Regions from separate parts of the Mus musculus genome. Here all the other regions are linked to region 4. The links are chromatin loops, found by intact Hi-C in ENCODE. Cell type or tissue: left cerebral cortex. All regions are shown on one strand. Links, peaks and the distances in the headings refer to the core of each region. The heading gives the core; the rest is flanking DNA. Region 1 overlaps Ank3 (ankyrin 3, epithelial). Region 2 overlaps Ank3 (ankyrin 3, epithelial). Region 3 holds the start of Ank3 (ankyrin 3, epithelial). Region 4 has its middle 81 kb from the start of Ank3. Region 5 overlaps Ank3 (ankyrin 3, epithelial).

Region 1 (5,000 bases), core at 1-5,000, 390 kb before region 4:
TCAGGGAGTCCCAGGGAGGCCTCAGAGCTCTCCTGTCACAGGACTGTTGCATCCTATGTAAGGTGAGGGGACATTAGAAAGGACACCGAGAGACACATTCCCTAGGAAGTAAGTGACATGACTATATAATATATAAGACATAGAAGAGCAGGAGAAGTCCCTCAACATTTGTATTTGCACATATACGCCTTTTAAAAGGGCTACACACACACACACACACACACACATACACACACACACACACACACACACACGTCGGGCCAACAACTCACTTGTCATTCATGGGAGGGTTGTAGACATCTTATGTACCCTCATGTTTTCTAAAAATAACAGCCCTGGACATTGGCACAGGGCACAGTGGGAAAGTGGGTACTTTTCAGTACAACCAGACCTGTATCGTGCCAACACTGGGTCTCAGCTCACACCGGTGGTCTGTGTTCACCGGTGACTGTGACAGGCCTGTGTCAGCTTTACCTGCTCAGCAGCAACCCTCGCATCTGAGCTTTGAAATCCCCTGCCCTTCACTGCGGCAGAAGGTCTGTGTTACTTGTGATGAGAAATTTAGATTAAAACACAGAAAAAAAAACTTCAAGCTAGCTAGAGTCTTTAATCTGATGTGATTTGTCTTTGAGATAGCATTTTTACCACATAACTGAAGGTGACCTTGAACTCTTCACCTTCCTACCTGTCTCCCAAGTGCAGGTTCGCAGTAGTGTCTGGCAAAGCTGGCCTGATAGGAGTTTTGAACAAACTAAATCAAATTTTGCTTTAGAATGAATTAGCATATTAATGGAATGTGTTTTTCTCTTTTACCAAAGGATTTTTTTTCTCGATACATTCAAAATGTTACAGAATACATTAGCATTTGACAATGTGGTTTAACAGATAAGGACATCAGAATTTATTCGGTCTAATGGCCAGGAGAGAAAAAACTCAGGGTGGTTAAGCCATTTACAGAACTTGGATCTGGCCAAGATCTATAGCTCCCAATTCCCAGGTATCATCCTTCCCATTTTACCAAACCCTTTGGGCTTCCTTAAAAGCCACAATTTCATCACCCATACAAACAGTACCTTATTTAACTTTTCTATAATGTTATTGAATATAATTACTACTCTACCTGAAAAGTAAAGCATTAATAAGCCTACCCAACAGCTTCCTTTCCCTGTCATTTACTTCTCAATCATTTTTACATATGGTGGCTATACACGCATGCACGCGCGCACACACACAAAGTCAAACTCATACACACATATATGCTTTATATATAATGGAGAGAATTGGCTGTATAAATATTTATAGAGGATACTAACAGGATCTGGATAACCATTTAGAATATTGAGAAAACAAATTTACAGGATAAGCAAGCTTAATTATTTCAAACTTCTGGGTCTGTTATCTGGCCAAATGCCTAACAAAACACAGATCATGGCTGTTTCCCTGTTGGGAAGGTCTCCCGTTGCTCTTACACGGGGCTTCCTGGCCCTTTCCTCAATCACCTTCCACCTGGACTTTCACACAGACCTTTGCATCAGCAGCTTCACCCCTTAAAGACATCAAACTACAAAAATGTGGTTAAGACCCTAACTTCGTAGGGCACATTTTGCCTCCCACTTCTCATGAGGGGGAGCAGCAATCACCGGAATACAGTGATTGCCTCCTGGGCTTTGTGCAAGCGTACTGGGTCATTTCCTAGGAGATTTTACAATGACGCTTATTTTTTTTTCTTTTTCAAAACAGAAAAGACTTTGCTTTATTTTCACTACACACATGTGTGTCCGTATCTGTGTGTGGGTGTGCTCATGTGAACCAAAGTGCTGTCCTAGAGGTCAGAGGTATCGAAACTCCTGGAGAGGAGCAGAAACTACAGACAGCTGGAGCTGGGAACTGAACTTGGGTCCTCCAGATGAGCAGCAATGCTCTTAACCACTGGGCCATTTTATTACTTTATTTGCTCTTGTGTATTGAAGGTATGTGCACACGGGGGGCCTGTGTACTGTGGTGCATGGGTGGAGTTGGTTTTTTCCTTCCACCTTTTTTGTAAATTCCAGGGGTCAAAACCCCTGTTGCTGGGCCTCCACAGAAGGCAGCTTTCTCTGAGTCATCTCAGCACAGGCCACTGTTTATATGACAATGATTACCCCCACCCCCCAGGCTCCTACAAAAACCTGTGCTATGTATTTTCAACTCTAAAACTGGCTTAGAAAAAAGAAAGAAGACTGTTAACAATGAGAAGTAACCCTATGCCGGCTGTAACTTTACAGGCACTCCTTACACACCCACGTAGAAGCACAACTCACTGAGTGTGAGAACAGACCTGGTACCCAAGCTCCTACATGTGCTGTCTTGCTGGATGCTGGAGGGAATGAGCTATATCCTGTAATTACAGTGCGTCCACGTGACAGACAAATACCTCCCCTACCTCCATCAGAGGGCTGGCAAGAGATACAACTGTGACAGAATACACCTTAAATTCTAGCACCTGAGAGGCAGAGGAACACAGGTCCCACAAGCTCAAGAATAGGCTGGTCTGTATAGAGTGAGTTCCAGGCCAGAAGAGTCACATGAAAAATGAGGAAGGAAAAGCAAAAAATGTTCCTTTTTAAATCTCATTTAATACAAGATGGTCCTAGAAAGAGAGATATTAAGCTTATCCATATTTTACGAATGATCTCCAAGACTCAAAAGTAATTTGTCACACAGTTTTCCTGACTCCAGGTTGCTACTTCCTTCACTAGGCTAGTGCTGTGTTGGTGAGAAATTACCTGCAGCAAGCCTCCAATCTTAGGGAAGTATGGAGAATCTAGAAGAAGGCCACAACAGCAGTGGCTTGGGGTTGCTGGACTGTCACCTACGCTCAGTTCTAGAGCTTGCCCAACACTATGTGCACAATTTAAGACAAGCCAGTTGAGTTTCTTGACATCACATATTTCTTACCTATAAAATCAGGTTGCTAACACTGAACGCCTAGAAGGTCCCGAGATTAGACATGGAGCTAAGTGGGGCAGTCAGATGGGTCACTGAGGAAAGGCGGTTGTTGCCAAACCTTGATGTCCTGAGTTCGATCCCTGGGACCCCCATGATGGGGGAGGGGGTACAGAGCATGAATGTCTGCAGCTTGTCCTCTGCCCTCCACATGTGCCTGAAGCATGCATGGGTACACGCCCGAAGGTGTTCAAGTGCACGCGTGAGTGCACACACGAGTACACGCACACACACACACACACACATACAGAGTGCATACATGTGCACACGTGCACACAATTAAATGCAATAAAAGAAATAAAAAGGAATGGAGCCTGGTAGTTAAGAAGCATACAAGCGCCAGGCAGGACACTCTTCATTCCTATAGAGACAGTGACCAAAGCATATGAGATCATTGCTCCTCTTGAGGCTATTATGAAAGAATTATTTTGGATAGAGAAACTTCAGGTGATGCAGGCATGAAGTCACCTGGTGAAATCAGAAGGTTCTAGAAGAGGCAGCTCTCAAGATGAATACAGGGGGTATCAGAAGAGAATGTTTAGGGCCACAGCAAGACTGTGCTGTTGTGGGCAGCACAGCAGAGAAACCCGGGACATCAGGCTGGGGAGGGGCAGACACCACACTGGAAGCACACATGGTAACTAACAATGCATGTGCTATTCCTCAGTAGAAAGGGGTGGGGTCCTTCCTATCCGTGGCTGTTAATGCCAGAGATATGGAATAAGCTGTTCCCTCTGCTGAGGAATGCCTAGTTATTTCTCCCTTCTCAGCGTTCCCATAAAAACTCAAGTTCACTTTAAACTATCTTCAAGCAAGGTCATTTCTGCTTTTCCCTAGAGCAAGGGCAGGCCGATTCCCTACCTTGCGGCGACAATGCAGAATTTACATTGGATTTAAATTAAATGAAAGAGGGCTGATGACTGAGTGAAGAAATTATGTATGGGAAGGGTTACTGCTAAGAGAAGGAATAAGTATACGATACCATCTTAGCTCTGCGGCCCCCCAAGCCCCATCCCTCTGGCTTCACAGCCTGCTGGACTTCTGTGTAGCTAGCATAATGGGGTGACTTTCAATATACTAATAGTGGTAAATTACATATACCTTAACATTTTTTGTTTGTTTGTTTTAGCCACTACGTGCAGAGTGAAGTAAGCCTTCTGTGACTCGCACCGTGGCACAACCTCTCTCCAGAATTCTCTGCACCTTGAAAAGGGGAACTGTACGTAAGAGGACATCTGTCAAATCTTCGTTTTGCTTCTGTCTTGGTGTCTGTCTATCTGTCCATTACATTTCATGGATGCAATCACTTAGCGTTTGCTTTTACTGTGATGGCTCATTGCACCCGAGCAGAGGTCCTTTGTGTGGCATCTGGAGTGCAGTATGTTTCTCTTACTTTTCCTGAGGTTAGGTGATAGTCTAAATGCATTTGTGTGCCACCTCCTGCTGATCCATTCACCTGCCCCTGGACACTGGGGTCTTCAGCTTCTAGGTTTTCCTGAACAATGCTGCTAGCAAGCCAGCTGAACAATCTCCCTCCACAATGCTTTCTTTTTGTGGGGTTGGGCTGGGTGTGTACCCAAAAGTGTAATTGATGGTGCCTACAATAATTTTTGCTTTCTCTCTCTTTAAAAAAAAAGATTTATTTATTTAATGTATATGAGTGCTCTATCTGCATGTACACCTGTGTGCCATCAGAGATGGTTGTGAGCCACCATGAGGTTGCTGGGAATTGAACTCAGGACCTCTGCAAAAGCAGCCGGTGCTCTTAACTGCTGAGCCATCTCTCCAGCCCCCTTACAATAATTCTGTTAAGCAAACAAACACTCAACTCTTTTCATGGGGGCCAGATGATTTTACTTTCCTATCATGTATGTAAGAGTTCCCTGGTCTCCAAACTCTTGCTAAGGCTTGTCTTAGCTAAGCTGCTACCCTAATAGGCATTCAATACTCCGTATCAATTCTTTGTTACTCTTGTTTTAGAGCAGTGGTTCTCATCGTTCTTAAGGCTGTGATGC
Region 2 (5,000 bases), core at 1-5,000, 390 kb before region 4:
ATCCTCCTTATCCAGGTTCACTAAATATCAGCCTTGGAGCTGGGCACAGACAGAGCCTGCTTTGCACAGTCAGGGCCCTGAGTTCAAGTCACAGCCCCTCCTCTACACCAATCAACCTTTGGCTTCTACCACACTGTATTCTCTTGCTGCAAGACCCAAGAAGAGAATGAGAATCTAATAAGTAGCTCAATTAAATCAACTTTAATGGAGAACGAGTCTTTTGAGATGGGGGCAGGCTAGGGAGAAAGACAGGGAGATGATATATATGTGGGGAGGGGGGGGAGAGGGAGAGGGGCAGGGGGAGGGGGAGAGGGAGAGAGAGAGAGAGAGAGAGAGAGAGAGAGAGAGAGAGAGAGAGAGAGAGAGAGAGAGAGAGAGATATGCTGGCAATGCTGTTATCAGAAATAAAGCAGTAGAAATAACACCCAGTGTCTAAGCCTCCACCTGTGCTCAAACTCTATGGCCCTTTCTGAGTGTCTGGGTTCATCTTGATGCTTCATTTGCTCCCAGATCCTTCACAAGCCTTTCACTCTGCAAAGCTCACCACTCTCTCTTCCATTTCCTCCATGCTTATTTCTTCACTGAAGAAATCCAATAGTTTACTCTCTAAAAATTTCCACCACATTTATCTGGCTGACTGCATTTTCACGGAGTGCTGTTTGACATGAACTTTGACCCGATATTGTTGGCAAATTGTTAATGCTTGAACTGAAAATTATTTTATTATTTGTCTCCTACCTATCTTTCTATCATCGTCATCTATCTATCTATGTATCATCTGTGTATCTATGCATCTATCTATCTATCTATCTATCTATCTATCTATCTATGTATCACCAATGTATCTATCTATGTATCTATCATCTATCTATGTATCATCTATATATTTATGTATTATGTATGTATCATCTATCTATATATCTATCAATCATCTATCTATGTATCAACTATGTATCTATCTATCTATCATCTATCTATCTATTATCTATATATGTATGTGTCTATCTTTTATCTATATATCTATGTATAATGTATATATCTATATATCTATGTATCTATCTATGTATGTATCTATGTATCTATCTATTTATCAATGTATCAACTATGTATCTATGTTTCTATGTATCTATGTATCATCTCTGTGTCATCTGTCTATATATGTTATCTATCTTTATGTGTACATGTATGTGTGCTTTTGTGTGCTTATGCCACATGTGTAAACAGATGCCCTTGGAGATCAGAAGGATGAATTGGATCCCTGGAGCTGGAGTTACAGTGGTTGTGAACCTCTCAGTGTGGTACCAAGAGCTAAACTTGATCCTTTCATAGATCAGCAAGCATGTGTGCATGTATGTGTGTCTATATGTGTTCCTGGTTCCTGTGTGTGCACATGTGTGTGTGTGTCTACATCTATATGTGCTCCTGATTCCTGTGTGTGCACATGTGTGTGTGTCTGCATCTATATGTGCTCCTGATCCCTGTGTGTGTACATGTATGTCTCTGCATCTGTGTGTATTCCTCCTGATATTTCTATGGCTTTTAAACAAAATTTTCTGTTTGTTTGCTTTGTCCTAATCTGACTTGTTTGTTTTTTGGTTTATCTTATTTTATTCTTCTTCTTCAGATTCCTGTTTTTTTTTTTTAAGGAGAGACAGAAAGAATGCCACCCTGGTCTACAAAGTGAGTTTCAGGACAGCCAGGGCTATACCCTGTCTCAAAAAACCAAAAAAAAAAAAAAAAAAAAAAAAAAAGAAAAGAAAAGAAAAGAAAAGAAAAGAAAAGAAAAAAAAATGTGGATCCAGGTAGTAGGGGAGGTGGGGAGGAACTGGGAGGAGCTGGGGTAAGGAAAACTATAATTAGAATACATTTTATAAAAAAGAATCTATTTTCAAAAAAGGAAAATAAGTGGGTAAAACTGATGCCTGTGTGTGTGTGTGTGCGAGCGTGTGCGTGTGCGTGTGCGTGTGTGTGTGTGTGTGTGTGTGATATCAATAATCCCAGGATATTGTACATGCCAGGCAAGCAATCTATTACTGATCTACATTCCCAGTCCCCAGATAAACATTCGATGCACAGAGTCAGACGGCAGAATCTTGTACTTTGCAGGCCACACACCCCCCGGGAGGTACCTGCTCACCTCTGCCTCACAAGATCCACAAGCAAGAATGGCTATTCTGTGGACAGTCACGTGCTGCTTTAGATCAGCCAGCTTCTGGCCGAAGACTTCAGCTGGGTGGACCGGATTGGGAACCCTGGGTGACAAGCTCAGGGTGGGCTTTACTGGGATTGACAACAGTGGGAGGCTAGCATGCCCTGGGGTGACTTGAGGTTTGATCTGTCTGTCTGAGTCCAACCAGCAGCACTATGTGAGCAAATCTAGTTCTTAGCCAGTAGGGGGAGCACTGAGCTAGGGAACAACCCAGGAAGCAGTTGAACTGAGCTCAGTGAGCCCAGGACTAAGGCCACTGCTTCCCTGCTATTATTGTTCCTTAAGGAAAGGGATTTCCCAGGGTTGAAGCCTTTATTAACCCTTGTCACACAGGCCGATTGATTGGCAGGGTGAAGACCTCCAGTATCTTCTTCCTCTGCTTTCGTCTGTAGTCTGTTCTCTCCCACAAAGCTGAGTTACATAGCCAATGGGGGCATGAAGCCTAACGCCTTGGACTTCCTATAGAGGAAGCCTCTATATTTCTAAAACTCTTAGAAAGTATTATAAAAGGAACTGAGGAGACAGCTCAGGTGGTAAAGTGTTTGCTATGTAAGCTGGGGGCACTGCCACATATGTATAATCCCGGCACTGGGGAGGCAGAGGCAGACAGACCTCTGGGCTTGCTGGCCAGATGGGCTAGCTGTCTTAGGGTTTTACTGCTGTGCACAGACACCATAATCAAGGCAAGTCTTATAATGACAGCATTTAATTGGAGCTGGCTTACAGGTCCAGAGGTTCAGTCCATTATCATCAAGGTGGGAGCATGGCAGCATCCAGGCAGGCATGGTGCAGGCAGAGCTGAGAGTTCTACATCTTCATCTGAAGACTGCTAGTGGAAGACTGACTTCAAGGCAGCTAGGATGAGGGTTTTAAGCCCTCTCCCACAATAACCTCACCTACTCCAACTAAGGCAACACCCACTCCAACAAGACCACACCTCCTAATAGTACAACTCCCTGGGCCAAGCATGTATAAACAAACCATCACACTAGCCTTATTTGCTATTCCTAGGTCTCAGTGAGAGACTCTGCCGCAAACAAATAAGGTGAACAGTTTCTGTGGGATGGCACTTGAGGTTGACCTCTGGCCTTGATATGCACAGTATGCATATACATTGCATGTACACATACATGAACATGCAATGAATGAGCACATGTGCACGTGTGCACATACAAATACAGCTTGCAGATCTAAGGCTCGGTTTTTATCCTTGCAACAATCCAATGGATGGTTCAAAAATAACTCCATCTGCTAAAATGAGACATAGAACTGTTGCCAATTAAGAACGTTTGCTGGTGGCAGGGTTGGAATCACAACTCCACCTGCAGACCCTCTTACACTGGTATTCTAGGATCAGAATACCTCTATCTAAAGACTCTGCTTCTCAAGTGTCAAATGACCTTCATACTGACAGGCACTGGGTCCCTTGTCATCCTTACCTCCCATAAGAGCTAGTTCTGAGAACTGGGAGCAAATCAAGACAGAAAGTGCTCCTGTGGAGGAATTGATGGGTATTTGCATATTGATTCTTCAGGTAAGGAGAAGGTCTCCTGCCTTCCCCTCGAACAGGGCCAGAACTGTGTTTCTATTGTGAAGCTGACAGCAGCACATCGAAAAAGGCGGATGATGTCAAGAGACTGAGAGCTTTGTTTCTCAGAGCCTGTGTTTCCTACTGGGATTGTGTCGGTTGGTACGAGCTTGCTGGGATTCAGGCTGGCATGAAGAGCCTTCAGTTCCACAACTGCAGATAGAAGGGAGGGTTTGGATGCCGTGGTGGAAAGGCCCCCAAATGTATAAGCCTCGAGGCCTGATAAACTCCTTACTAAAGCCTGGGCTAGCACGGAGGACCCGTGCCCCCGATCCAGGCAGAGTCTAGCTCAGAGTGACAAGCAGCGGCAGCCAACAGCATGAGAGAATTCTGCTGGACTGCTGGAGGAGAGAGAGAGAGAGAGAGAGAGAGAGAGAGAGAGAGAGAGAGAGAGAGAGAGGTTGGGAGGGAGGCAGAGAGATAGGTGAGAGGACTGACTGCAAGTGGGGTGTTTTTGAGTCTAGCAAAGTCTCCATCGGAGGAATCTAAAGACTGGGTAATGTGAAATCTCTGTTGGGTCCATCCCTGATGACCAGATGCTGGCTCTCACATACACTCAACCTCTGTGTCATCTCTCCAGCTCAGTGTTCAACATTCTTAGCAGGGAAAACTCAAACGGCTTTAAGACTCTATCTTATCCCGTTCAGAATGACCATCTTTGTTAAATGAATGGCAGGGCATGCTGGCGCGATGTGAGGAAAGAGGAACCCTTATATACTAGCTGGAGCGAGTGTAAGCTTGCCTACCAATTACGGAAATTGGTTTGGAGGTTTCTTAAAAACCGGAAACTAGAACTACCAAATGGTCCTGGTGCACCTGTCGGGATTGAGAACAGAGGACTGAAGTCAACACACTACAAGACACTTGTGTGTCCTGCGGGTATTGCATTCACAAAAGCCTTGTTGTAGAGTCTGCTAGGTGCTCATCAACAGATGCATAGCTACAGAAAATGAAGTGGTTGTATGCAATGACATTTTCCTGTCTGTGTCATATGTGCTTGTTCATCTTTGTGGATTCCAGAGTGTGCGCACATATGTGTGTGTGCATGTCCATGTGTTGTTCCTATCCTTTCTGCCTTGTTCTCCCCACAACCCCCACTGTGTGAGCTCACAGGCTACCTGTGAACTTCTGAGGCCTCTCCTGTTTCTCTCTCCCACCTCCCTGTAGCAGGCCTACAATGGAATTTTACACAGCAGTAAAGAA
Region 3 (5,944 bases), core at 1-5,000, 84 kb before region 4:
AGCCTAAGTTTCATCCCAAGAATCCACATTAAAAACAAAAACGAACAAAGAGTCATGTGTGCTCTCCTTTCTGCCACTGTCATACCTGGCCACAATCCATCCCTGGGATCCTTCTCCCAAACACATAAGCTAAGGCTTAGATCCCTAAGGACACCAGGACTTTCCAAACCTTTCCTTGCCTTGCATTGTCTCTGGAAGGTTCTTACCACATTCATTTAGGAAACATGCAATTTCCTAAGACCTATCCAGACTAGTCCTTTCTCCTTTCCCATCTCTCCTTTCCTAACCTCCTCCCCCAACTAGAATTTGCTACTCCACCTTTCTGCCTCCAGACAACCTGTATCCACTTGTCTTTGGCACCCATAATACCTGCCCTCATCTCTACTCCGGACCACATCTGCTCAGTGAAGCACGTGTGAACAGACAGAACATCATCACCATTGTGTGTCCTGTGACACGGACCTAAGTAAGGCTGGAACCCTGATCAAACATTTCCACGTGGGTGCTGTTGTGGACTGAATTTCATCCCATCTACTACCCAAATTGTGGAAATAGAGTTCTCAAGAGATGGCTGTAGTTAAATGTGATCACGAGGTGATATCGTGGACCAGCACTACTGCTGGTCTTATTATAGAGGAAGACAGGGGGCTAGCCAGGGACATAGCCTTAGGGAGAGGGTGAGTGAGCAGCCTAAGAAGTCTGCAGGTTGGAAAGATTCAGAAGTTGACTGAATGGCACCTGGCCTCAGATTTCCAGCAGAGAGACCCCTGAGAGGGTAAAGTTCATCAAAGCCATGCTACATGGATGCTCTTTTATTACGTCACCCTGCACAGTGGCCTACAGGAATACCCAGAAAGCACAGTCATGAAATGTCACTTTGTGCATCCTCCCTGTGGTGGCTTGGTTCAACCAAACCAGCCTGGCATTTTTTTACAGTAAGGCAGAAAGAATGCTTGCCTGGCGGGCATTTCCTCTCCCAGGCAAGCCTGAAATCCCCCCCATGGAGATGGCTTAGTTGCTGTCATTCAATCACTCTAGAAAATATGATCCCGTCGATGATCTTTTCTTCTGCTTCTCGAACCTCTGATTGCTATGCTATCTGACTGATCTTTTCTTCTGCTTCTCGACCTCTGATTGCTATGCTATCTGACTGATCTTTTCTTCTGCTTCTCGACCTCTGTTTGCTATGCTATCTGACTGATCTTTTCTTCTGCTTCTCGAACCTCTGATTGCTATGCTATCTGACTGTTCTTCCTGCAAGACTTGCCCAGTTACAAGCAGGAGAAGATGAGCACGTGGGGCTCCTGGGTATTAGTAAACTCTTCTTCTCTTACTAGAAGAAGGAGAGATAAAGATCTTGGGTAAACAGTACATATGTATGCGCGCACACACACACACACCCTCTTCAAGGTCAACAGAATACAGGCATTATTAGTGAAAGGAATTGTCTTTATTAGATAATTTATTATTAGAGAACGGAAATAATTGATTGGCTCTGTTACACTGGTGTTGCCTTCTCGCTATTAAAAACACCTCCATGAGACAGTGTGAATCCAAATGTCCTAAGCTTGCTGACTGAGCTGAACACCATCCACAGCAGCACAAAATCTTCACAGCCATTTTGCCATGTACTTCCCTCTATACACAGATGTAACTTCATCCACAGACGGGTTTAATATAAAATGGAGGCCCATGTAACAGCATCCTTGAGTACTGAAAGGGTTTGGGAGGAGGTTGGGCAACACCACAGAGAGGGTGGGGTGAACGGCTCATCTGAGATGTTGCATGTGGCCACACCCACCGCTACTGCAGTGCAGGTCACTTGGGCCACTCAGACGCCTCCTGAGCTACTCCTGAGCTCTGATTTAAAAGCCAAACATAATTTCTTTTCTTTTTTTTAAAGTATATTCCATTTCATTCTCAACCACCTAGTTTAAAATTAATGCATATTCTCTTAAACATGTAAATATTTGCTGATTTAAAGAGACGATTCACTTTCAAACCAATAGTGAAAGATAATCTCTCTGAGCTGGAAAATATGAGACAAGGTTTCCTAACGGAAGAGCTGTTTGGTTTTTTTTTTTTTTTTTTTTTGTGGCTCTTCTAAACTCCTAGAGAGAAGTTACTTATTTAGCGCCAACTGCATACCAAGCGGCTGTGATGAACATCAGAGAGTCCATGTGCCTAAGAACACCGGACTCTAACACTAACTTGAATGCAGTGGCAGAAGAGGGGGGTGGACCATTCCCCAAGGGCCTGCTCTCTGCATACCAAGGTGAATCAAGGGATGGGACACTTGACCTTCAAGGATGCAAGGGATAACACTAAACCACTCGATACTGAAAGGCTCTCTTGGTGTCAAAGATAGGTGTGAGAAGAAAATGGTTTAGCTTGGGGGTGGGGGTGGATGCTGGTAAGAACTCCACTGTCCTTCACAGGAATGAAAGACAAAACATTGGCACAAGGGTGCAGTATTTTGAAGGACTGGAGTCTGGTGGTCTGGAATTTGGAGTCCACTGAGCCACAACACAGACTTTAGAAGTGGGGGGGGGGGGGGCAACGGAGGCTTTAGTCAAGAACATGGAGGCAGCAGGCAGGACACTGTGGCATCGAATGGGAAGGGCTCATGGCTGTCTAATGCATTGTGCGCTGCACCACACAGAATCACCTCATGGGAGACATGAGATAATGCCGGAAAAAAAATTTCAAGGGGAAGGGGGGAGAAAAAAAAAAAAAAGAATCAGGTCCAAAGAGTCCACGTGATTTACAGCCACCCCAAGACGCTGTTCATTTTCATCTAGATTGGGCTGTCAGGCTTCATGTGTCCGCCTGGGTTCTCTGTGACACTCTGTGTTCAGAATCGTGGTGGAGCCTGTCAGGCACTTAAGGGGATCAGCTCAGAAACATGAGCAGAGCTGACAGTTTGCCTTGAGAAAGGCCACCCCTCGGCTAGGCATTAAGCAAATCATTTGTGCTGTGCAGCTGCGACCCGCTCCCTGGGGAAATCACACTCGCACCTTTTCTGATACCGTCAAGCCCTGTGGAGCCAAGGTCCAAGAGGGGAGAGCTGACTTCAAACCAATCTGTACAGCTTCACTTGGTAGGGTGTTGAACGGCTGCCCAAGAATGTTGGCATGTCCCCGAACATGCCTCAGCTGAGCCTGCTGGTAGCAGCTCCATTAAAGTATGTCTTATTCAGAGGAACCTTTTTCATAAATAGTAAGTAGGCTATGAGCATTTTTTGAAATGCTTGATCGATTCAAGCAAGGGTTGCAATCTTTCATGTTCTCTACTATACCCAATCATTCCCTGGGCGTCCACTGGCTGAGCATACATCACATTGGGAGGCAAGGAATCATTTTAAAGAGACATCAGCAGATATATCAGACCTGGGCATTAAAGCATAAAAATCTAAGAATTCGAACTGAAGACGCAGAGAGCCCATCACCCATCCTCCTTCAACAAGCCATGAGCTACAGTCCTGTTTCAAGGGACCTGTTTTTCTTTGTTCCAGATGTATCTAGCCTTGCCTCTGGTGGCACACCTTAAATCTGAGACAGTTTATGAGCCACAGTGGGTTAAAAAAAAAATCACAGTCCCGCATCTGAGAATCACCTTTCTTTCCCATTTCAAAATGAACAGAAAAGTTCAGGGCACATCTTAGGATGACACGCACATTCGTGACACCCAGAATGAATCTACAGGTTTGCTGCAATCCTCTGCCGCTCTTTTGACAAAACCTCAAACCGCGTGGAAAGCAGAATGAATCCCATGAACTGAATGGATCCTGGAGACATATGGCTGACAGGCAGCTGGGCTGAATGCAGACCCGAGATTTATCCGCCATCAAAGGAATCGATAATTAAAATGGAGCTCACCTCCATGCTGGGTTTTTTTTTTAAAGTCTAACTACAGGTTTCCCCAAGTTTGCCTAAAATATATATTAAAGCTTAGCATCCATAACATAAGAATATTCATTAGTAATTGTACCCTACCGATCACAAGCATGGGGAAAATTCAAAAGGTAGGGGAAACACACCCACTCACATAATTAGGACATATGTTTACTTAATGTTCCTTTCATTGCTATTAGAGGGAACACTAGCTCAGCAAATCCAAATCACAATGTTTTAACTGTTTCAATATTGTAGCCATAGACCCCAGTCGAGGTGTTTGCCAGCAACCCAGAACACACCCCATTAACAGGGGAGAAAAAAACAAAAGCAATTCTTGCTTCTAGTGGCTTCTTTCTCGGGCTAAAGACAGCTCTCTGGAAAAGGCAGCCTCCAGATCACCTCCCGGGAGCCGGGAGAACAATGAAGAACGTGTTGATCCTGCCTCTTACCTTTTTTCCTTTCCTCTTCCTATGAGCAGGCTTGGCGGGCTTCTCCTTTGGCTCTTCACTCATCTTTCCTTGAGATCAGGGGAGTTGAGACGAGGCAGGAGATCACCTTCCGTGTTCCCACATCCAAACCCACGGCAAAGAGTCACAGCATTGAGACCAAAGTCCATTTAGGGAACTCCCCAGGCAGAGCGGCTGCTTCAAGCCAGCCCTGGCTGCTGTCACGGGCAACTCAGCTCGCCTCAGGGAGGAACTGGGTGTTCTCTCCAGCAAAGCCCTGGTTATTCCTCCAAAGAAAAATCAATATTCCAACCCTTTGTTTTCTTCCTTCCTTTCTTCCTTCTTTCTTTTTCTTCCTTTCTCTCTCTTTTTATTTGTTTTTTTAGCCAGTCGTTACCCCGAGAAAAGATCTTGACAACATTTCAGGGCTTGCTTCTCCACGGTGATTCTAGCTTGGAAATGGTGAGAGAGAGAAAGGGGGAGGCATACGTGCATGTGCGCTGCACACACACACACACACACACACACACACACACACACACACACACACAGGAATAAGCTAGACTGCTGACGAATCTCTGAAGCGTCCCAGGGGCTGGCTCACTGCAGTTTGCAAGCTGGGAAGCCAAGCCGAATGTAAATGCTCTGAGATCAAGCCTCCAGAGGACACATGTGTTGAAAGCATTGGGTATACCCAGGAGGCAGCAGTGGGGGTGGTAACGAGAGATCGGGTTACTGGTTCGTGAAAACACACACACACACACACACACACACACACACACATTCTCTCTCTCTCTCTCTCTCTCTCTCTCTCTCCCCCACCCCCAACCCCAACCCCATGATTAAAAACAATAAAGAGACCTGTTACTACAGAAGACAAAGCTGGATTCTTACCCAGTGAGGTGGTTTTTGTTGTTGTTGTTTGTTTTGTTTTAAAATGTAATTAGCAAAAAATAAATAAAATAAAATAAAATAAAGTTTGCAGATTGCCTAACCAAAGCTATGGACTTCTAATGAAGAATCTGTCACACGGAGCCCATACCTAAGTTGCCAGTACCACATTCAAGCTTTGGTCATGAATATATCAAACCAACCATGAAAAGGAGCCCTCCAGAATATTCAAGAAATCCAAAAGGTTCAGCCCCTGGCTTTTTCTGTGCCAGAAACATCCTGTGCTCCTGGATAAGGCACTCAGGTCAGTGCAGGTCTCTGGCCACATTACAGCCACCACAGGGTCCCCAAGCACACAGAGGCACACACTCCTGCTCTGGGCCACCAAGATTTTGAGAGGTCTCTGGGTGACTTCACTCCTTTGTGGAAAGTCTCCAAAATGGTCCACGCATCGGAACACAGCTGATTTACTGTCGGGTGTGGTCGCTTAAGCATCTTTGGAAAGTGTTAGGAATCCATTCTTGTTAGGAAGGAATAAGGTTCTGGGTCCCCCCCCCCCAATCCCGGCCAGATCACCTTTAAGATGGAAGCAGGTCCCTTGAGCTAAAACACATGTACACTAGGAAGGGAGGAACGAGCGGGAATCCAGAGAGGAGGCTGGCTCAGGGAAGTGGATTTTAATTAATATGATCAAAGACATACAGGAGCGTA
Region 4 (6,062 bases), core at 594-5,593:
GGGGAATGCAGCGGAAAGATTTATGGGACTACTCCCCAGTCACGGTTCGGACCTTTCAAAGCAGGCTGGGGCTGGTTTTGGTGACTAACTGTCCATGCACACACTTACACACACACTCACACATGCATGCACGCACACATGAGCACAACATACACACATACACACGTACATACCTGCACAAACATATACACATATGTACACAAATATACACACACACAATACATGCACACACATGTACACACACAATACATGCACACACATGTACACACACACAATACATGCACATACATGTTCACATACACACATGCTGGCCCTCTTTGCTCAGCCACTTCCTCTTGTAGATTAGCTAAAGGAAGAGACTTCAGTGTGTCTCAGTAACTGCAAGCCATGTGGCAAGGAGGTATTCCATACCTATTATTTGAAGAAACAGTTTTTCAATCAGCAAGAAAAGCTATCCATGGATGTTGATTTAGAAAAATGCACTTTAATAGAGGCCCAGCTTAGACAGTTTTTGCTTGAAAGGTGGTGAGCTATTGCTGCTTTCCTGGAGTGCTCAAATTTAGACACAGAACTCAGGTATATTTTAGGAGTAATTGTCGTCTGTGGGCTTGATTAGGGCTGCCATTTTAATTACTGGGAAAATGATAAGATTTTTAAAAATACAAGTATCTTAATGCCTTTCACTGAATTTGAGACTATTTATAGGAGTGAGGGCTAGCATATACACATACATCTCATATATCCAAATGACATGATGCCCAAGAACTTGTCGTCTCTATTAGTCACTTTTATTGTTGCTGTAACAAAATACCTTTCAAAAGCAACTTAAAAGAAGGCAAGATTTATTCTGAGTCACCAGTGGAGGGCTCCAGTCCTTTGCTTCGGGGAAGGCATGTGAGACAGCTCAGGACATTGGATCTGAAGTCGGGAAGCAGAGAGTAGCAACGGTGCTCAGTCTGACTGAGTCTAGGATGCCAGCCTGCGGTGCTGCCCACATTGAAGGCAGCGCTTTCTTCCTCGGTTATACATCCTTATGCACATACCCAGTGGTCTATCTCCATGATGATTCTAAGTCTGGCCAAGCTGACAATGTGCATGTTCCCACTGCATTAGCTGATATCATCGACAGTAGCTAATCATCATCAAAATTTAAAATTTGTACACATTCTATTAAAAAAAAAAACAATCTTTAAAAGGTTAAGCTATTACTTATAAAATAGTTGGTATTCCAAAGGTTCGCTTGCATATGAATAATTTCAAACAAATCTCTCAGAACAGTATTTTTTGCCATTATTCACATTTAAGATTTTTTTCTTTTCTTTTCTTTTTTTTTTTTTTTTCTTTTTTTTTTGGCTTTCCGAGACAGGGTTTCTCTGTGTAGCCCTGGCTGTCCTGGAACTCACTCTGTAGACCAGGCTGGCCTCGAACTCAGAAATCTGCCTGCCTCTGCCTCCCAAGTGCTGGGATTAAAGGCGTGTGCCATCACCACCTGCCACATTTAAAATAAATGAATTCTCAGTGAGGTGCTATGGTTCAGAAAGTGAACATCACTGGCCTTTTCACGCCCTGAGACACTTGTTTCCCACAGTTCTCAGTAAGTGGATGCCAGCCCGGCCGTCCCCGGAAGGTTGCTGGGAATACAACAGAGAGCCAGCTGGTCAGACTGCACTGCGTGGCCTATCACACCGCAGAAAACGGCAGTGTGCAAAAACGCATTCAGAGCTGAGGGGGGAAAAATGTGCTGGAATAGATAGGAACTAGGTAAGGATCTGCCACAGAAGGAAGACCCCAGGTCACCTGGGAGGACAGGGGAGGAGTTTGTGGGGACATGTGACTAACAGTGGGCGTGGCCAAGTTCATGCAGTGCTGCATGGGGAACACCAGGCAGAAAGGAGAGTGTGCCCCAAGGTCTACAGGTTGGTTGCCAAAGGCCTGTGTAGCAAATTAGATAAAAAGCCTGCTGAGGCTGACACCCACAAGATGCGAGGAATGCTCAAACTGAGGACAGATCACACAGGACAGTGTTGAAGATCTGGGACTTATGGAGCCACGAGAAATCTGGGAATATCCTGAGAAGTGAGTTTGCTTTCAGAAAGCTTTTTGTGGGAGGAAAATATGGAGTGCCCCGGTTTGGGGCCTGTATCATTTGTCAAAATGCAAACCCCCTCATGCAGACCCCAAGATGGAGAGAGCCAAAGACTTGATTTCTGGATTGAAAGAAAACTGTGGGAGGTCATTGTGATCCGTGGGACTTCAACATTCAGGGAGTTGTCCCTTCTGGAAAAGAGGGAATGTGGGTCAGCATACACTACCACAGCCAAGAAAGCAAGCACCGCGACAGCCACAGCCGAGAAGTACCAGAGAAGCTGCAAAGAGCAAGGAAGAGGAGTCTAGGCGGTGTTCTCCGGACATCCCTATTGAAGCTACCAAGAGAGTCTGCGCAGAGTGCTCAGAGCGAGCCACGCTGCTGTGGACCGCAGTGCCAGCAGGCAGGACATGCAGAAGAGACCTGCAGGGAGTACTTTCATGGAAACTTACTTTGTTTTATTATTTGAACTAGGATCTGGACTCCAGCTAGGTAGACAAGAAGTGCCTTGACCTTCTTCTGATCCTTCTGCCTCTACTGCCCACGTGCTGGGGTTATGTGCAGTCACACACAATTTTATATGTGCTGGGAATGGAATCTAGAGACTCTTGCATGCTGGGCTTGCACACTACAACTTGGGCTAGGTCCTAGCCCTGGTATTTTAGACTTTGTAACATATTATACTCTGCAGCTGGCTGAAACTGTAGTGGGGGAGGGGGAGGGCGGTGCATGTGTACATACATAGACATATATACATACATGTGTGTGTCATCATAGACCACACAAACTTTTTCATGGATATACTTTGAACCGAAGGAATGATAACAGTAAAACATCTGGGTGCTTGTAAACTGCAACACTCGTGGTCAAGTAATTGGGTTTATACACGGAACGGGGTGAAGAAGACATGCTTAACCTCGGGGAAAGCTAAGACACCAAAGGCAATGGGGATGCTGGTTATAAACAAGGAAGAAAGGCTTGCCAGAACTCTGTTAAAGCCTATCTGCTTGTTTATTAAATTGTATTTTTCTAAATGAAATATGAAGTCATTTTTGCCTTAATTGTGCCAGATTGCAGTGAGGACAAATGGTCACGCCTGTAGCTTCTCTTCAAGCATGACACCACAGTGCCATCTACTGGCTGACGTGATATTCTCTCTCTCTTTCTCTCTCTCTCTCTCTCTCTCTCTCTCTCTCTCTCTCTCTCTCTCTCTCTCTCTCTCTCTCTCTCTCCATCTCTCTGGAGACCTGATTCTATGTAGCTCAAGCTGTCCCCAGACTCACTATATACCTGAGGAAACCTTGAATCTCTGGTCTGATCCTCCTGCCTCCACCTCCACAGAAACTGACAGAACTGGGATTATAGACATACACCATCACTTTTGGCTCAGGTGGTCCTGAGGCTAAAATCATGTTTTTTGTACATGCGAGGCAAGCCCTCTGAGCTACATTCTCAGCCCATGTAACACAAAATTAATTTGATAGTTTTTTACACAAATCACTGATTAGAACAGTAATAGTTACTCCAACGTAGTTGCCACTTAATATGTTAATAATTGACAATATCTAAGTATTTTTATAAGACTAGGATTTCCTGTAAAACCATATATACGTATGTTAAGAAGAGACAACAGAAGGTAGAATATAAAAACTTAGAAATCCTTCAAAACTAACAATGTCTAACATGAAACCAATTTATGCCATTGGGTCTTGTTAAACACCATCTCTTGGTTTCTTTATTGAAACTGGGGCAAATGTAGCCCAGGGTGGCCCCAAATGTCCTGTAGCCAAGGGTGACCTTGAGTTCTGGTGCCACAGACACATACCTCAAAGATGTCTGCAGATGGTTATGTTCATCAGCTGGCCACTGTAACCCCTTGGTTCAAAACATTCCTCCTCTGCCAACTATGGCAATACTGCCCCCAGTTAACTCTGCAGCCCTGGCAGGCATATGAAAGTGACACATACTACTAACAGTGCTAATACTTTGTAACAATGCTACTGATTTGAGTTCATCAAACTGATACTGTGTGTCCTTGGAGTAACCTTCCCTACCTGCATTTTTTAAACAATATTTATCCTAAGGCCATATGATAGGTTGACTCTGGCTCAGCCTCACATCTCATATTTGCCTTGTCTCTTGACTGCATCAAGAAGCTGGGTCAAGTGACTGACCTACACAGCCCAGGTTAGCGTGAGTGCACACTTGGCTGTTTGCACAAGGACTCACTTCTCAGAATGCTCCCGGTCATTAGGCAGCACCTGCCTCTTGTCCTCTAGGCTCACGAGAGGACTGAACCTCCCTGCTCCCTGTGCAATTAGGTGTGGCCTCTAAAAGATGCTTTAAGGGAACGGGTCCCCCCTCTTTGAGGGAGTGGAACGACCTTTTCACAGGGGTCACCTAAGAGCATCAGAAATTCAGATGCTTGCAATGTGGTTTATAGTAGCAAACTTGCAGTTACTAAGTAACAATGAAAATAATCTTCCGGTTGGGGAGGGGTGTCACCACACCATGAGGAACTGTATTAAAGTGTCTCAGCATTAGGAAATGTTAAGAGCCACTACTCTAAGGGGAGGCTCGGCTCAGTTCCATCAACTTCTGCTATCTTTTCTGCAGGGAGACGGCCCGAGGCCCCAATGTCTAGAGTAGGTAGGAGTTTCTGCTTAATCCTCCTGGCTAGAAAACAGAAGCAGGATACAAACATTCATACAAAGAGCCACTGAGGCCAGGATCGATGCTCTCTACTGGACAGCCTGCCCTGGTGGTTAAAACTGTCAGACTTGAAGACTGGGGTCCCCAAGCACTGGCCAGACCCAGTCTGCTACCTGTCTTTATAAAGTTGTATTGGAACAGAACCAAGGGAGGTGGCTCATTTGCAAACTGGACTTAACCTTGAGCTGCAGTAGCAGAGTCAAGTTCTAGAGGAGTCTACGCCAGTGGTTCACAACATATGGGTTGTGAGCGCTTTGGGGGGTCGAATGACCCTTTCACGGGGGTTATACATCAGATATCCTGCATATCAGATATTTACATTACAAACAGTAGCACAGTTCCGGTTACAAAGTAACAATGAAATAATGTTATGGTTGGGGGTCACCCCAACATGAGGAAGTGCATTGGAAGTTTATTAGGCAAGTGTATTAGGAAGGCTGAGATACACTGGTCTGTGATTCTTACATGATTTACTCTCTGACCATTACAAAAAACATTCCCCCATCTCCCCAATGCTAGCTAGGTCCTTCTAAAGAAACGATGATAAATAGGACACGCTGGCTAAGGAAGCAGGTGACGTGGGTACAAACAAACATCAGAAAATGTACCACGAACATGAAATAAAAGAGAGGGACGACATGGTGCTCTTGGTGCCTATGACTCTAAGTATTTTTCTGTCACCAGTTAAGGACACTGTGGAGGATTTGGAATTCAGTTTCTTCTCTGGGAAAAGCATCAACGTACTGTGCCCACTAGAGAGTTTAGCAATGTTAGCTCATCACAACGTTCTAATTCTCATCTTCACTTCAGAACTTCCAAAATTACTCTCATGAAAAAATATAAATGTATAATGTAATATGTATTATATAATATATGTTATAATATATATACATATATGATATATATGTATGTATGTATGAATGAAGGGTTGGGTCTGTGACTTGGTTGGTAGAGTCAAATAAAACTCTGGATTCAATTTCCAGTGCTGTATTCTCCAGGGATGGTGGTACACAGCTGCAATCCCAGCAGCTAGTATGTAAGAAAATTCAAAGTCATCTTCCATCACACAGCACGTTACAGTCATGCTGGGGAATAGAGGTCCTGTCTCAAAAATATATACCATGTATATATGTATGCATGTATGTATGTATGCATGTATGTATGTATGTATGTATGTATGTATGTGTACAGACAGGGAGGGAGAGAGAGAGAGAGAATATCTGTATAAATTGGAGATCATGCTAGGCAAGCTCTCTACATCTCC
Region 5 (5,000 bases), core at 1-5,000, 340 kb before region 4:
CTCCTATGACTAATGGTGAGTTGTGACTGTTCCAATTTATCAAAGACTGTAACAACGTTAATTAAGTTCTGCTGTGGCTAGGATAGTGTGAAAATAGGTGTGGTTACTCATTTAAAGTATTTATGAACCTTAACCTTAACAGGAAGCACTCACGTTATTCTATTCTAGGGTATCTTTGTACAGGACAAGCTTGTCTGTACTTGTATAAAGGCAAAGCCATACAAAAGGATACACTAATCTTAAATCTTACACTAAATCTTTGATCATTCTAATATGTAACCAATTGTATCAATAGCCTAAAAAGTAACCACAGGCATAGAAATTATTTTTAAGAACTATAATTGGCAGATATATTTATTACCAGTCTGAAACTTCTGCTGCACTTGGGCATGGTTTAGCTCTGGGAACAAAGAGACACAAGAGAAGTGCTAACTCACACAGTGGAAGAAACGACTTCCACAGTCTTGTCAGAGCTCGGGAGCCTTGGGCTGTGAACAGTGCTGGTTTCTTACTTTCCTGTTGCTGTGATAAGATACCCAGATAAAAGCAACGTTAAGGGACAAAGGGTTCACTTTGGCTTACAGTTTAAAGGTTCAGTCCATTAATGGTGGGCATCTTGGTTAACTCTGTCTACTTAATACAACCCAGAATTACCTAAGAAGGGAATCTCAATTAGAGAACTGCCTAGCTCAGATTGGGCTACGGGTTAGATTGGTCTTTGGGGGACTGTCTTGATTGTTGAGGTTGGAGGGTCCACTGTGGGTGGTAAAAGCCCTAGGCAAGTGGTGCTGAACCATATAAGAAAGCTAGATGAGAATAAAACAGCCTGTGGGTCAGCAGGCAGCATCCTTCAGGGATGCTGTACTTTCCTCCATCAGAGGTAAGATGTGTGAATAGCAAACAGGGCTGCCACCATGTTCCTGCCTTGACTTCCCTCAATGGTGGTCAGAAACCTGGAATGTCAAGGTGGAATAAATCCTTTTCTCTCTTAAGTTTTTGTTTGCTTGTTCGTTAGTTTTGTTTTGGGATGAAACTAGAACCCTGGGGACATGGCAATGAACTAGAGACATCTAGCCACACTGTATCCACTATCAGAAGACAGAAGGAGATGGGTTTTAGTGCCTACCCAGCTCACTCTCTGTTTTATTCAGCCCAGGACTACAGCCTATGTGATGGTGCCTCCCATAGTTAAGGTGGCTCTTCCCATCTTAATTAACCTGTTCTAGATAGCTCCTTTATAGCCACTCCCAGAGGCGTGTCTCCTGGCTGATCCCAGATTCCTCCAGTTGACAGTCAATGTTAATGATTGCAGGCAGAGAATTTCCTTATCTGAACACATAAATTCAAGGAAACTCAGTCCTTTTGGTGACCACATTTCTTTCAGGGACTTTTCTTTTTCCAAAGGGGAACGCAATGTGGACTGGAAGAAGACAGCAGGTAACATTGATAATAGTCTATATTTGAGGTATCATATACAGTCTATATATGAAAGGGGTCCCCAGTATTAATGCGAGACCCAAATCCTTTCCTGTCTGTTGGGAAGAATGGTAGACTCATGGGACCGTAACCTTTCTCATGGCCAGTCATTCCCTGCTTAGTTCTGGTCACGGTTATCATCTGGTTCCTTTGCTTCTGGTTTCCCTCACATGATCATGTCCTGTTTGCCTGTGACTTAGAGGAAGCCTGCAAAGTATTGGATACCAAGGAATGTGGCTGTCTGGAGCAACCATCCCCCAAGGAACATTAGGTGTATATCATGAAGTCTTTATTTACAATGTGGTTAGGATACTAGGTCCTTATGTATCTGCCTTGACTCACTGCAATATTGTTTATTAAATAGTGAGTGTATTAAATATTAAATATTAGTGAGTATATTAAATATTGTTTATTAAATAGTGAGCGTAGAGCTTAAAACCAGTAGATTTGATACAATAGCGATTCAGTATCAGCCAGTAGCTTGTTGTTACAGAACAAAAATGTACGATCCTATTTTTTTTAAAGCACATTTTATTTCTTGAGGTAAGAAAAGGTCACCGTGCCTTGTCTTTTGTATGGTCAGAAAACTGAAGGAAAGAAAATTCGTTCAGAATGTCACTTGGGCTCCGTGGGGTTATGATTTGAGTATGAAATGTCCCCTGCGGGCGCCTATGCTTGAACACTTAGTCTCCAGCAGGTGGCACTGTGTTGTAAGGTCATGGAAGCTTTAGGGGGTGGAGTCACGTTGAAGGACGTGGGTCTCTCACTGGAGGACTGGCCTCACTTCTCCAGGCTGCCTCAGGACTGCAGAGGCACTGTCTGCAGCAAACCTCAGACCTAAGCTGCCTGCCTTTCCCACTAAGTTGCTTCTTGTCAAGTATTTAATCACAACAGCAGGGAAGTACCTGGCCAACGCGGATTTAATGCTTTTCTCTATCCTTCATGTTACAAGAAGACAATACTACATCACTACACTACAGTGTAAATTAGAACGACTTAGCTGAACTTTCCCGCCTGCACCCCTCCCATTTTCCTCCTCTCCCTGCACCCCCCATTTGGGCCCCTAATTTGGATGTGCTTTCCAAATTCCACTGATCCAACCTCCCTTTCCACAAAGGACAATCCATGTCACTTCATGTGGCTTAGAGAACACAAGTCCCTTATCTAAGTCTAAACAGGATTTACTCCTCACGCGGCAGTATGACAATGGTGGCAGACAGGTCTGTCTTTTAAAGAGAAAACGAAGTAGGAGAGTATCATGCAATCAAAACTTGGAGGTCTTTGTTAACAAGGCAAATATGACTTTATTCCATGGGATTAGCTAAACAAGAACAGCGGCTTTGAAAATACCCCTCTATGCTACTGGATGCTGCAGACACTCAGAATCTGCGCGGAAGCAACTTCCGGTGTTCCGTGTGGGGGATTACATAAATGCGTCGGCTGCTTGGGACTTTTCCATTTATTTAGCATAGTGTGAATCAAAACCAGGTTGAAAAGCTCAAGCCTCGGGATTCTTATTAAGTGGGAGCTCTTGACATGTGTCCTAAAATATTTAATCCAGGGACCAATTTAAACTTAGCAACTCAAAACAGCAACAGTGATAGGCTAAAACTGGGCTAGGTAGACAGAGGTAAAAAAAAAATTTACTTGAGTAGATGAACATTTTCTTGAGTTCTTTTTGACTTTGTTTCTGAGTGTGGTCAGGCTTAATATTGTGAACGAAAATACTGACTTGCACGCTTCCCAAATAACACTCTTTGTGGTAAGATCAGCCAGGAAATGACAGTTTGCTGGACTAGGATTCCTAGTTAGATAATTAAAGGCCTGGAGACCAAAGGCTGGGCGGAATTGAAGGGTGAGCCACACGGCACCAGAGGGAGGGAGGGGGAAATTAGCCGGTGAGATGAAGGCTTGAACTGATCATGCTAAACTCTGCACAACAGATGGTGCAGCTGGAGCTGTTGGTAAACGAAACCATTCCCCTTCCACGAGTCTACTGAGAGGAGACTCAATATGCCACAGTTCTTCCCAACCAATTTTTAATAATTCCATGGGTTGAAAAGGATAATTCAACACACACATCCAATGTCGGATGGTCAAATCAGGACGTCTATCCAACTTTTCATTTCCATGTCAAACCATGGTTACTAAGAAGGTTTTAGAAGTTTGTGCTAAAGACACAGTGAGGAAAGTGTGGTTCTGCTGCTGTCCCGGTGGTGGTGGGGATTGAACTCAGGACCCCTCCCAGCTAAGGAAAGCACTTGGCTCCTAGGTTACATCCACAGCCGTCAGTAAGTTCTCACTATATGATAATGTACTGATCAAGAACTATGATCACTGGATACAATGGATTCCAAGAAGAGGTAAGTGAAATGAGACAAGAGTCTGACAGAAACACAAAATGATTTGGGTATCTTAATTCATTCATCCTTCCCTTGGTTAAAATTTGCAAAGGAAACATTACCAGTTTTCCACTGAATACAGTAAAAAAAAAATTTTTTTTAAATGAGCAAATATGTATGGGATGATCAACAACTTTTTTAAGTCCAAGAAAAACATAACAAAGATAGCTTGCTCTGTGTGAGTGTGTGTGTGTGTGTTTGTTTTTTGGCTATACATTTAAGAGAAGACTTCAGCCTAGCCTCAAGGTGGTTTATCTTGGTTGTTGGAAAGGTTATTGAAAACTGCAGGTCTGAACGGTTACAAGGCAGTAGGTGTCTTTTGGGTTACTGTGGTTTTAACAATTGGATACGCTACAAAACGTACTGGGAGTGAAGACTAACATTCAGGAGCTGTACCCATGTGCAGACGAAAGAGCTGGTTCAGAGGTATCTATCGTGGACGGACAGCAAGTGCTAGGCTAATCCATCTTTGCTGGCTTAACCATTTCTGATTTTAGGCTCTGTACCCTTGATGCCTCTCTTCAAACCTGGCTCCTCAACTCACAAGTGACGTGATCTTACATGAGTGGGAATTCAAACCATAACAAACCCTCACTGTAAAAGTAAAAACAGCTGTAAGATTTAGCTCCCAGGACTGCTAATCTAAAGGGCCCGAACAAATGAAACAGCACAAAAGGACTCCCTGATTACCATGGCCATCCACTGTTACTTTAAAGTCGTCTCTTACAGCCTGCTTGCTAAGTTGTTTGGTTGGGACCATTAAAGTAAGTGGATATCACTGTCCACCCAGGGACCAAATCCATGAGCCTGACCTAATTTGCATAATGCTTCTTAGCAACTGAGCATAAAACCAGCCAAAGGCTGACCAGGCAATGTATCTACAGGCACGTCCCTTGAGGTTAGTTGTCTCAGGGGGCCCTGTCCATTCTCAACTATCATTTATAGTGCCCAGGAAAAAATAAAACCGGAAAAAATTAAATTAATTTATTTTCAAATAAGAAAAGCAACTTTATTACATGGAACCATCAGATGCATGTTATGGGAAAATATCAATTATATTTTTTCCTGAAATAAAGAAGGCAAAGACTGCTCTTACTTTTAGGGTATGCAAATGTCTTAAGG

The links. A loop is a pair of places that touch in the nucleus more often than their neighbours do. Peaks named below come from ENCODE experiments on the same cell type or tissue, not always from the same donor. Only the 100,000 strongest peaks of a DNase experiment are listed, where the experiment ranks them.
Region 1: a loop joins it to region 4, with 2.9 times the contacts of the local background. A loop is called at or near these places in 16 of 42 quality-filtered maps.
Region 2: a loop joins it to region 4, with 9 times the contacts of the local background. A loop is called at or near these places in 16 of 42 quality-filtered maps.
Region 3: it touches region 4 in a loop (4-fold over the local background); 14 of 42 quality-filtered maps call a loop at or near these places.
Region 5: a loop joins it to region 4, with 6 times the contacts of the local background. A loop is called at or near these places in 5 of 42 quality-filtered maps.

The regions. Positions count from the first base shown.
Region 1 is chr10:69,837,021-69,842,020 of GRCm38, reverse strand. The region is part of intron 7 of Ank3 (ankyrin 3, epithelial); the gene reads right to left. Among named protein-coding and RNA genes, the nearest start is that of Gm33416, 27 kb to the left of the region's middle. In left cerebral cortex, for the core only: no CTCF peak of the experiment used is centred there; a DNase peak (open chromatin) is centred at 2,313; H3K27ac peaks cover 632 bases.
Region 2 is chr10:69,843,328-69,848,327 of GRCm38, reverse strand. The region is part of intron 7 of Ank3 (ankyrin 3, epithelial); the gene reads right to left. Among named protein-coding and RNA genes, the nearest start is that of Gm33416, 21 kb to the left of the region's middle. In left cerebral cortex, for the core only: a CTCF peak has its summit at 2,406 (motif pointing right); DNase peaks (open chromatin) are centred at 2,405, 3,518 and 3,820; H3K27ac peaks cover 2,391 bases.
Region 3 is chr10:69,532,686-69,538,629 of GRCm38, reverse strand. Ank3 (ankyrin 3, epithelial) reads right to left here and starts at 4,922. Exons shown (of 43, transcript NM_146005.3): 1 at 4,346-4,922. The coding sequence starts at 4,408. Gm51806 (a long non-coding RNA gene) reads right to left here and starts at 4,340. Exons shown (of 2, transcript XR_003949008.1): 1 at 1,129-4,340; 2 at 1-1,081. In left cerebral cortex, for the core only: a CTCF peak has its summit at 2,824; DNase peaks (open chromatin) are centred at 3,323, 3,703, 4,529, 4,907 and 2 more places; H3K4me3 peaks cover 3,758 bases; H3K27ac peaks cover 2,524 bases.
Region 4 is chr10:69,449,514-69,455,575 of GRCm38, reverse strand. No RefSeq gene overlaps it. Among named protein-coding and RNA genes, the nearest start is that of Ank3, 81 kb to the left of the region's middle. In left cerebral cortex, for the core only: CTCF peaks have their summits at 853 (motif pointing right) and 3,199 (motif pointing left); DNase peaks (open chromatin) are centred at 910, 2,414 and 3,205; H3K4me3 peaks cover 328 bases.
Region 5 is chr10:69,790,495-69,795,494 of GRCm38, reverse strand. All of the region lies in intron 1 of Ank3 (ankyrin 3, epithelial), which reads right to left. Among named protein-coding and RNA genes, the nearest start is that of Gm33416, 73 kb to the left of the region's middle. In left cerebral cortex, for the core only: a CTCF peak has its summit at 2,168 (motif pointing right); DNase peaks (open chromatin) are centred at 2,220 and 2,897; H3K4me3 peaks cover 446 bases; H3K27ac peaks cover 1,502 bases.